2 separate regions of the Homo sapiens genome follow, and region 2 is linked to region 1. Evidence: read pairs that join two places in POLR2A ChIA-PET (ENCODE). Cell type or tissue: Panc1. All regions are shown on one strand. Each heading gives the region's core, and the rest is flanking DNA. Links, peaks and the distances in the headings are about the cores only. Region 1 overlaps G3BP1 (G3BP stress granule assembly factor 1). Region 2 holds the start of ATOX1-AS1 (ATOX1 antisense RNA 1).

Evidence for each region. ChIA-PET counts read pairs that join two places held together with the same protein. Peaks named below come from ENCODE experiments on the same cell type or tissue, not always from the same donor. Only the 100,000 strongest peaks of a DNase experiment are listed, where the experiment ranks them.
Region 2: POLR2A ChIA-PET joins it to region 1 with 12 read pairs; 5 of 35 experiments call an interaction of 5 or more read pairs at or near these places.

Annotation. Positions count from the first base shown.
Region 1 is chr5:151,798,453-151,803,830 of GRCh38, reverse strand. It overlaps G3BP1 (G3BP stress granule assembly factor 1), which reads right to left. Exons shown (of 12, transcript NM_005754.3): 8 at 4,518-4,619; 9 at 3,831-3,942; 10 at 3,485-3,613; 11 at 2,962-3,071. Among named protein-coding and RNA genes, the nearest start is that of G3BP1, 29 kb to the right of the region's middle. In Panc1, for the core only: no CTCF peak of the experiment used is centred there; no DNase peak of the experiment used is centred there.
Region 2 is chr5:151,748,093-151,753,470 of GRCh38, reverse strand. ATOX1 (antioxidant 1 copper chaperone) reads left to right here. Exons shown (of 4, transcript NM_004045.4): 2 at 1,692-1,767. It overlaps ATOX1-AS1 (ATOX1 antisense RNA 1), which reads right to left and starts at 391. Exons shown (of 4, transcript XR_007059008.1): 1 at 162-391. RefSeq lists an enhancer at 3,552-3,801. In Panc1, for the core only: no CTCF peak of the experiment used is centred there; no DNase peak of the experiment used is centred there; H3K27ac peaks cover 694 bases.

The sequences.
Region 1 (5,378 bases), core at 246-5,245:
TCAAAGATAAAGAAAGCTGTAATAATGAACCAGCAGAGGCTGGGCACGGTGACTCATGCCTGTAATCCCAGCACTTTGGGAGGCCGAGACGGGTGGATTACGAGGTCAGGAGTTCAAGACCAGCCTGACCAACATGGTGAAACCCCGTCTCTACTAAAAAAACACAAAAATTAGCCAGACATGGTGACACACGCCTGTAGTTCCAGCTATTCAAGGAGGCTGAGGCAGGAGAATTGCTTGAACCCAGGAGGCGGAGGTTGCAGTGAGCCAAGATCACGCCATTGTACTCCAGTCTGGGAAAAAGAGCGAGACTCCGACTCAGAAAAAAAAAAGAACCAGCAGATTATAAATCAGCTAAGTTCTCACAGTTCAGTTTTTTGTTTGTTTTTTTAATGAGACAGAGTTTCACTCGTCACCCAGACTGGAGTGCAACTTGAACCCGGGTGGCGGAAGTTGTGGTGAGCCAAGGTCGTGCCACTGCACTCCAGCATGGGCGACAGAGTGAGACTCCGTCCCAATAAAAAATAAAAAATAAAAAAAATTGCCACCTTCTCCATAGATTTGGAGGCTTAGAATAAAACCTCATCATCACCAGTGTGAAAAGATGGTACTGTACATATTTATGCAAAGTACATATACATTTAAAATAAAAACTTCATTAATTTGACATAAACTTTAATTTGCTCTTTAACACCTCCTGAGAATTTTGGATAGTCTTGGCCTTCGTTTCCTCCTAACAGAGCCAAAGTAGTTAAGGGGCTACGAAACATTTCAATATATTCAATTTATGCTCTTCACCAGCAATGTAATTTTCTAATTTCTTAAAATGAGTATCTAAGAGTACTTACTATGTGTCGCGGAAGTGTTCTATTCAAATTTATTTATTTATTTATTTTTTGAGATGGAGTCTCGCTCTGCTGCCCAGGCTGGAGTGCAGTGGCGCGATCTCGGCTCACTGCAAGCTCCGCCTCCCAGATTCACGCCATTCTCCTGCCTCAGTCTCCCGAGTAGCTGGGACTACAGGCGTCCGCCACCACACCCAGCTAATTTTTTGTATTTTTAGTAGAGACGGGGTTTCACCGTGTTAGCCAGGATGGTCTCAATCTCCTGACCTCGTGATCCGCCCGCCTCGGCCTCCCAAAGTGCTGGGATTACAGGCGTGAGCCACTGTGCCCAGCTCTATTCAAATTTATTAGCTCACTTAACCTTTACAACAACCCTCTGATGGTAGATACCTACTTTAAGGACTAGCAAACTAAGGGCCGGGGAGGTTAAGTAACTTGTCCCATGGGTCACAACACTAATGAGTGATGAAAGGAGAATACAAACCAAGGCCTCCAGGGAAAAATAAGCTTTGAAACGGTAAGCTACACTACAGTATGTCATACACCACGGCAATCAGTCTTACATAAGCTATTTCTGCTCACACAAAAAATTAGTGAAGGGAGCATAGTAGACTTCTATCAATACCATGAAATGAAGGGTGGCCACTAGGCCTAATACATGCTGAATGATGGATTTATCTACAAAGCCTACTGGACATTTCTGGGTTCTTCAGTGGCTTTGGTGAGATAAACCACTGTTCTCTCATTTCTCAAACAGTATTTTGCAGGAGATGCTTCACAAAAATAAATGGTCAAATAATTTGAAAGATAATGTATATTTGCATACTCAGGTTGACATGTTATAACCACAACATTAAACTATGCAGTAAGGCCAGGTGCATTGGCTCGCACCTATAATCCCAGCACTTTGGGAGGCCAAGGTCAGCGGATCACCTGAGGTCAGGAGTTCGAGATCAGCCTGGTTAACATGGGGAAGCCCCATGTCTACTAAAAATACAAAAAAATCAGCTGGGCATGGTGGCGGGTGCCTGTAATCCCAGCTACTCAGGAAGTTGAGGCAGGAGAACTGCTTGAACCCAGGATGTGGAGGTTGCAGTGAGCCAAGATCACACCATTGCACTCCAGCCTGGGTGGCAGAGAGAGACACTGTCTCAAAAAAAAAAAAATAAAAAAATAAAAAACTTTGCAGTATGCCCATTAACATTCTGGAGAATATCACTGATCTGCAGTATTTTTATTATATGGTTTAAAGTACACAATTTTAATTCATAGGGACAGAAAGCAGATTAGTGGCTGCCAGGGGTTGGGAGACAGGTACAAGGAATGACTGCTTAGTGAGTAAAGAGCTTATGGCTTTTAGTAAAAAACTTTTGGAATTAAAGGTAATGGTTGCACAATAATGTGTTCTAAATGCAATTAAGTTGTACATTTTTAAATGGTTAATTTTGTTATGTAAATTTCACCTCAATAAAAAAGTATAGCTTAGTAAATTAATATTATTTATACACTTGTTCTTCTCTACTACTACAAAAAGTAGTTTTTTGCTAGAGGAAGGGAAGCTTTCTTTGGGGATCCCACAGTAAGATTTCCATTCTACAAATTCTTCTATTATTAGAACGTACAGAGTAAGAGTACTGTTAGTAAGGATGGTTCCAAGTAGGTTGACTATATAATTTATCTTCCAAATCCAATTTATTAACTTAAAGAAGAAGCTCTTAATAGTTATTCTCTAAAAACAGCAGTATACCAAAACTGTCCTGGGCAAACTGGCTCTTATCTTAGTTAATAGTTAGAAGTAGGTTTGTATTTCATCTCCTGTATACCAAAAGCCACCACCAAGGAAAGGTAGTTACGTAAATCTCAGTGCACTGATAACTATTCATTTTCTCATTCTCATAATTCATGTTTTCAAAAACTAAGTTACTTAAACATAAGGTTTGTTTTCCTAAACCCCCAGGCAAGTCTTTTAATAATGGTTGAAAATAATGAATAAATTACCTGAACATGTTGGAATAAACTGCACTTTACATAAAGACCCAGCTGTAAAGATATATTCTAAAGAACCAAAACCCTTTTTAAAAAAAAAAAAAAAAAATCAAGACAAAAAGCTGCTTACCCTGTTGCTAAGGACTTTCTGAACAGGCTCAGAATCATCAAACACAACAAAACCAAAATTGGGTAATTTCCCACCACTGTTAATGCGCAACTCCACCACGTTTCCATAACCTGCAAGTGAAACACATTCTCAGATAACTACTTAGACCATTATCTTTAAACATTACATGTACACAGTCCAATACAGTAGCCACTAGATGCATGTGACTACTGAGCACTTGAATTATAAATATAGCTAGTCTGAATTGAGATGTGCCTCTCATAAGTGTAAAATTATGGGAGGCACATTTGGATTTCAAAGATTATGAAAAAGTGTAAAATATCTCTCACAATATTCTTACATGTTGAAATGACAATGCCTTAAGTTAAATGTTATTAAAATTATCCAGTTTCTTTTTACCTTTTTTTTTTTAACCATGACTACTAGAAAATTTATAATTACATATGTGGCTCATTTTCTATTGCTACTGGACAGTGCTAGAGAGACACTAGATGAATTTAGTGTTCAAAACTCAATAACCTACTTTGAAAGAAATCTTTAAGCTCTGATTTGTCCACTTCATGAGGCAGGTTGCCAATGAAGAGTTGGTGACTGTCAGGGTGTCTCACCATTCTTCGGGGTTCAATGTCACCTTGCTCACCAGCCTCACGGACTTAAAAGGAGACAAAAACATCAATGAAAGACAAGAGAAAGAAGACATCTTTCAATGACTGCTCACATTCAATAGTTTTCCCTCTACACTAAAAACAGGTAATTCCATCAACCCTACAATATTTTTATTTTAAAGTATATAAATATCAACTGCCCTCCCAAAATAAGCTCTCACCTCAAAATCCCCCAAACGAGAAATCGCCCTTCTGAGCTCTTACTTGGTCTGGGTCCCCTTTGGGGAGGAATATTTATTCGTTGTTCTCGCACTCTTTGATCCCGCTGAGGTCTTTGTGGTGGAATCTGAGATTCAGGCTTAGACTCTGGACGGGGCTGAAAAATTTTAAGTTAACTTTTGTGTTAAAACAAAGCAGGCTTATCCTTTTTCTTAATGAAGTTTCTTAGCTAACAAGTTTTAAACTACAAAATGGACAATTCCCTCACAAGAAAAATCATTAAAAACCATCTTATACCCTTCTCTTCCGTCCTATATGTCAGTTCTGTTTCTACATTGATTTGGGTTGGTTTTTTTTTTTTGAGCCAGAGTCTCAGTATGTCGCCCATGATGCAGTGCAGTGGCACAATCATGACTCACTGCAGCCTCAACCTCCGGGACTCAAGCAATCCTCCCACCTCAGCTTCCTAAGTAGCTAGGACTACAGATGCATGCCACAAGGCCCAGCTAATTTCTTATTTTTTGTAGAGACAGGGTCTCACTATGTTGCCCAGACTGGTTTCAAACTCCTAGGCTCCAGTGATCAGCTGGCTTCAGCCTCCTAAAGTGCTGGGATTACAGGCATGAGCCACACTGCACCTGACCAGTTTTCACATTCTCTAAACCTCTGTTGAATCAAATTACCACAATAGAAGTAAATTTGCCTAATGTACAAGTTTTATTAGGACCTTACCTGTGAAGCTGGTACTTTAACAACATGAGGTGGTATCCCAGTAACTGGAACAGCTCCACTGGGTGGAAGATTCTTACTGGTCACAGATGCCCAAGAAAATGTCTAAGGGAGCAATACCAACATTACATAATTATACCAGGTATCAAAACAATATAAAAGCTACTAACTCTTGATTTCCTGTACAGAACAAACGGTAACACATTCTCATAGGCAGGATGGAGTTTATATATATATATTAAGATTCTTCTCTTTCAGCTATTCAAAATTTAGTACTGAAATTCCTTGGGACTGATGATCAAGTACCAAGCAAATCCGAGAGGCTTAGGTTCAAGAAACTACTCACTTTTTTTTTTGAGACAGAATCTTGCTCTGTTGCCCAGGCTGGAATGCAGTGGCATGCACACAGCTCATTGCAGCCTACATCTCCTGTGCTCAAGTGATCCTCCCACCTGTTTCCCAAGCAGCTGAAACTACAGGCATGTGCCACCATGTCCAGCTATTTTTTCTTTTTAGTAGAGATGAAGTCTCACTATATTGACCAGGCTGGTCTTGAACTCCTAAACTCAAGCAATCCTCCTGGCCTCAGCCTCCCAAAGTGCTGGGATTAAATGCGTAAGCCACAACGCCTGGCCCAACAAAAGCTACTTTCATTCAAATCTGTGAATCAAACAAAATTCCCTCTCCTCCAAAATCAGCTCAGCTCTTCCTACTGTGATTCCATCCAATCCATTGTACAAACATCGACTCAATTACATCAATTGTAGAATCATCATAAACACCTTTCTCGCACATTTAAAAATCGCCAGAACCTGTTATTCTACCTAATTATTTCTTTTCCATTTCCACTGCCACAACTCTAAT
Region 2 (5,378 bases), core at 270-5,269, 50 kb after region 1:
GAGACAAATGGAAGAAATTAATAATCCAATAGCTAACCTTTTACCCAACGGAACCTAGTACTAGGCTCTAATTTCCTTAATGTGTTAGTTATCTATTGCTCCTTAGTAATTATCCCAAAACTTTGTAGTATAAAACAACAAATATATTTATAGTAACTCACACAGTTTCTGAGAGTCAGGAATTTGGGAACAGCTTGGCCTAGTGGCTCCAGCTCAGAGGCTCTCATAAAGCTGCAGTGAGATGTTGGCTGGAGCTGCATTCATCTGAAGGCTTGACTGGAGCTGGAGAATCCACTTCCAACATGTCTCACTCACATGCTTGTTAGCTCGAGGGTTCAATCTCTCACTTTGTGGACCTCTCCTTGTGGTTGCTGGAATTTCTTTGTAATTTAGTAGCTGACTTCCTCTAGTGCAAGTGACCCCAGAAATGGAGCAAGACAGAAGTCACAGTGTCCTTTATGACATTGTGATAGCTTCAGAAGCCACATAACCTCACTTCAAGCCATATTCTATAAGACACACAGACCAACCCGAGACATGTGGAATGGGATTACTCAAGGGCATAAATACCAGAGGCAGAGATCATTGAGGCCATCTTGGATGCTGGCTAACCGTACTTAAAATCCTGTGTTCATCCCATTCACAAATCTAGAGAGGGACTCTTACCCTCAATTTTCAGATGTGGAAACTAAGGCACAGAGAAGTAACATATTGATGATCATGCAACTAGTAGTGCCAGAGCTGGTATCTGAAGCCATATTTATCTGATTTCAGATGGTCTCATTTCCAGAGATTTTAAAATAAAGTATTGGTATAAGTAATCCTTGTGTGAAAGCAAAGCAAAAGATCCAGAAGTTCAAACCAGCCATGTCAATTATCCATTGACTCAAAAATAAGTTTTAAGCACCTACTCTGTCCAGGCACTGTTCCAAGTATTAGGAATCCAGTAGTGAACTGAACAAAACCTCTGTCTTCTGGGAGCTTACCTTCAGACCCTTGATCTGTTAGATATCCTAGAGACTGTAGAATGTAGAGCTTACATGAAGACTAGGAGCCGGGGATCCCTTCCTGCCTGGCCTCCAACCCACTGGGGAACCCAGGCAATCCTTTCTTTCCCTGGACCCAGATGCTGCCTCTGAGAATGCGGCCCTTGGATGAAAGCAGAATCACCTGGGGTAATGAGTAGACATAACAGATTCCCCAGCCCAGACCTGCTGACCAGAACCTGTAGTTTTTGCAAGCTGTAGGTGACTCTAGTGCAGAAAATAATTTTGTGGTTCATAAGTGGGCCCACCAGATCAGCATTGCTCAGAGTATGGGGGCCCATCCCTGTCAGAGTTACTGGTGGCCCTGAGACAAAGCTCATAGCTCAAGAATCAGTGTTTTGAAGGTAGGACTGGGAAAAAGCATTTTAAACTAGATCTCCAGGTGATTCTATTTACTATGTGCCAGACACTGCTAAAGGATTTATAGGGATGATTCCATTGAATACAACTTGTGAGGTAGAAACTCTTAGCTACTCTATAGTTGAAGAGACGGGCTCAGAAACAGGCTTCTGATGAGTCTGATGCCAACCAGGTCCTGCCCAGTCTCTCTGTCTTCTGTCTTGACCCTGAGTGGGCCTGTCTGCTGGCACTGTGTGGGGGTCACTCTACAGGGCTCGGGTCATGGTCCCCCTGTGTTTGTTTCAGAAGCACGAGTTCTCTGTGGACATGACCTGTGGAGGCTGTGCTGAAGCTGTCTCTCGGGTCCTCAATAAGCTTGGAGGTGAGTGAGTGGCCCTGAGTTGGGTGCACTTATGCCATGTTCAGATGCATGCAGATGTTGCAGGAGAGACTTAGGGTTAAGCTGATCATAACAGTAAAACTAAAATATATTGAGTACTTAGCACGTGCCAACTACTCTTGTTATTTTCTTAGTGGCTTATGTGAATCACATCATTTAATCCTCACCACGGCCATTTCAGATAGTTTTTTTTTTACTAGCTCCATGTTAAACAGGAGACAGCTGAAGTTCAGAAACATTAAATAACTTATCTGGGATCACATGGTCAGTAAATGGCAGAGCTGGGATTTAGCCAAATTAACTAGTACTGCCAGGAGTAGCTCTGGAGCCATGGCAGTACTAGTTCATATGTTGGTCATCTCCAGTGTGTACTGCATGACACATCTGAGTGTCATTTTCTATTGAATTTTTTTTTTTTTTTTTTTTTTTGAGACAGAGTTTCGCTCTTCTTGCTCAGCCTGGAGTGCAATGGTGCAATCTCGGCTTGTTGCAACCTCCGCCTCCCAGGTTCAAGCAATTCTCTTGCCTCAGCCTTCCAAGTAGCTGGGATTACAGGCATGCACCACCACGCCTGGCTCATTTTGTATTTTCAGTACAGACGGGGTTTCTCCATGTTGGTCAGGCTGGTCTCGAACCCCTGACCTCAGGTGATCTGCCCGCCTCGGCCTCCCAAAGTGCTGGGATTACAGGCGCGAGCCACCCTACGCAGCCTCTATTAAGGTTTTTTAAATGGGGCTGGGCACGGTGGCTCACACCTGTGATCCCAGCATTTCGGAAGGCTGAGGCGGGCAGATTGCCTGAGCTCAGGAGTTCCCGAGACCAGCCTGGGCAACATGGTAAAATGCCATCTCTACAAAAAATACCAAAAAAATTAGCCAGGCATGGTGTTACATGCCTGTACTCACAGCTAATTTAGGGGGCTGAGGTGGGAAGATCGCTTGAGCCTGGGAGGTTAAGGCCACAGTGAGCCTAGATCGTGCCACTGCACTGCAGTGGGGGCAACAGAGCAAGACCCTGTCTCCAAAAAAAAAAAAAAAAAAAGAAAGAAAAAAAGGAAAGATTTAAAAAAAGGTAAAAATTTTTAAAATTTTGTCTTTTTCTGTTTCTTTACTTCAAAAAAAAAAATTTAAATTAATTTTGAATCACTCACATGCAGATTTTTTTTTTTTTTTTTTTGAGATGAAGTCTCACTCTGTTTGTTGCCCAGGCTGGAGTGCAGTGGCATGATCTCAGCTCATTGCAGCCTCTGCCTCCTGGGTTCAGGCGATTTCCGGTGAATTTTTGTACTTTTCATAGATATGGATTTCACCATGTTGGCCAGGCTGGTCTTGAACTCTTGACCTCAAGTAATCCGCCTGCTTTGGTCTCCCAAAGTGCTAGGGTTACAGGCATGAGCCACCGCACCTGGCCACATGCAGATATTCTTAAAGCACCTCTTTTGAACAATCAGTCTCATCCAGCCTTGTCATTTTACAGCTGGGGAAACTGAGGCCCAGAGAGGACTGGGATCTGGTCCTGGGACTCAGTGAGGTAATAACTGAGTTGTGATCAGAGTTTTGGCAATGCCAGTGCTCAGTCAGCCTTCTAAGATTTTTTCTTTTCTTTTTCTTCCACATGAACTATCACACAATCTTCTAAAATTTTCTTTTTTAAAACCCTAAATAATAATGACATTAAGTTTTCAAATGGCTTCCACATGGACGTGATCTCATTAGCAGTCCTCTGAGCTGTACTTTCCATCTTTGGAATGGGGATGTCGATGCCAGTGTCCAGGAGGTTAAGTGACTTGCCCGTAGTCCCGCAGCAAGTCAGTGGCTGGCCTCTAGCCCTGTAAACTGGGATCTTAATCTGAAAGAAACTGAAACAGTGGAAAGAACCTAGCTGCTGACTTGTCATGTGACTGTGGGCCCTTCTTTCTCGGGCCTGGGTTTCCCCAGCTGTGGTATGGGAATGTATATCTTGTATGTCTGTATCAGCTTTTGCTGTTGATGCTTTTTTTTTTCTTTTTCTTTTTTTTTTTTTTTGGAGATGGAGTTTGCTCTTTCACCCAGGCTAGAGTGGAGTGAAGTGGCATGATCTCTGCTCACTGCAACCTGCTCCACTCTGCCCCGGGTTCAAGCGATTCTCCTGCCTCAGCCTCCCGAGTAGCTGGGATTATAGGTGCCCGCCACCACGCCTGGCTAATTTTTTTTTTTTTTCTGAGGCAGAATTTCGCTCTTGTTGCCCAGGCTAGAGTGCAATGGCGTGATCTCAGCCCACCGCAACCTCCACCTCCCAGGTTCAAGCGATTCTCCTGCCTCAGCCTCCTGAGTATCTGGGATTACAGGCTCAGGCCACCATGCCCGGCTAATTTTGTATTTTTAGTAGAGACGGGGTTTCTCTATCTTGGCCAGGCTGGTCTCAAACTCCTGACCTTAGGTGACCTGCCCACCTTGGTCCCCCAAAGTGCTGGGATTACAGGCGTGAGCCACCGTGCCCAGCCTGTTGATGCTTTAAAAATGAAACTGTACAGGAGCTCCTCAAATACAAAGCAGCAGGCTCTGGATGAAGTGGGGATGGGCCTAATTTCGTTTGACAGCTCAAAGACATCTACCCATCCCAGGAACTTCATCCAGGCTGGAGTGCAGTGGCGCGGTCTTGGCTCACTGCAGCCTCAACTTCCCAGGCTCAAGCCATCCTCCCACCTCAGCCTCCTGAGTAGCTGGGACTACAGGACCACACCCGGCTATTTTTTTGTTTTTGTTTTTGTTTTTTGTAGAGACAGGGTCTTGCTTTGTTATGCAGGCTGGGAAACCATATGTTTTGTTTGTTTGTTTGTTTGTTTTGAGAGGGAGTCTCACTCTGTCTCCCAGGCTGGAGTGCAGTGGCATGATCTTGGCTCACTGCAACCTCTGCCTCCCAGGTTCAAGTGATTCTCCTGCCCCAGCCTCCCGAGAAGCTGGGATTACAGGCACATGCCACACACTGAGCTAATTTTTGTATTTTTAGTAGAGATGGGGTTTCACCACGTTAGCCAGGCTGGTCTTGAACTTCTGACCTCAAGTGATCCACTCGCCTCAGCCTCCCAAAGTGCTGGGATTACAGACATGAGCCACCACGCCTGGCCAACCATATGATTTTTAAGGCCCCTTGCTGGAAGATCTGCCTTTAAGCTTCGGCAGGTTTCTGCCCATCTTTTCCTACTGTCCCTGCTTGGGTGGCCTCTTGAGAAGGGTCAGGAGGGTTTTTTGAGTTGCTTATGGCCCTAAAAGAACAGTGGTAGGGCTGAGGAATCACAGACTGATGGCATCCTTGAGCTGGAAAGGCCACAGGAGCTGGCCAGCCCTGACTCCTTCATGTACAGATGAGGTAGCTGAGGCCTGTGAGAAGCAGGACCCTCCTCCCACCGACTCCCTGCCCATGGTCACCCAGCAAGTCAATGGTGAGGCCAGGCCTAGAACCTATCAAGAGTTTTCCTTTCTTTTTGCACTCTTTTGTCAGAGTAAAACTCTGGGTCCTCCCATGTGCTGCTGGGGAGCTGTAAATTGGCATAGCCATTTAGGAGGGCGATTTTGCAATGTCTATTAAACATTCAAAATGTGCCAAATATCTGT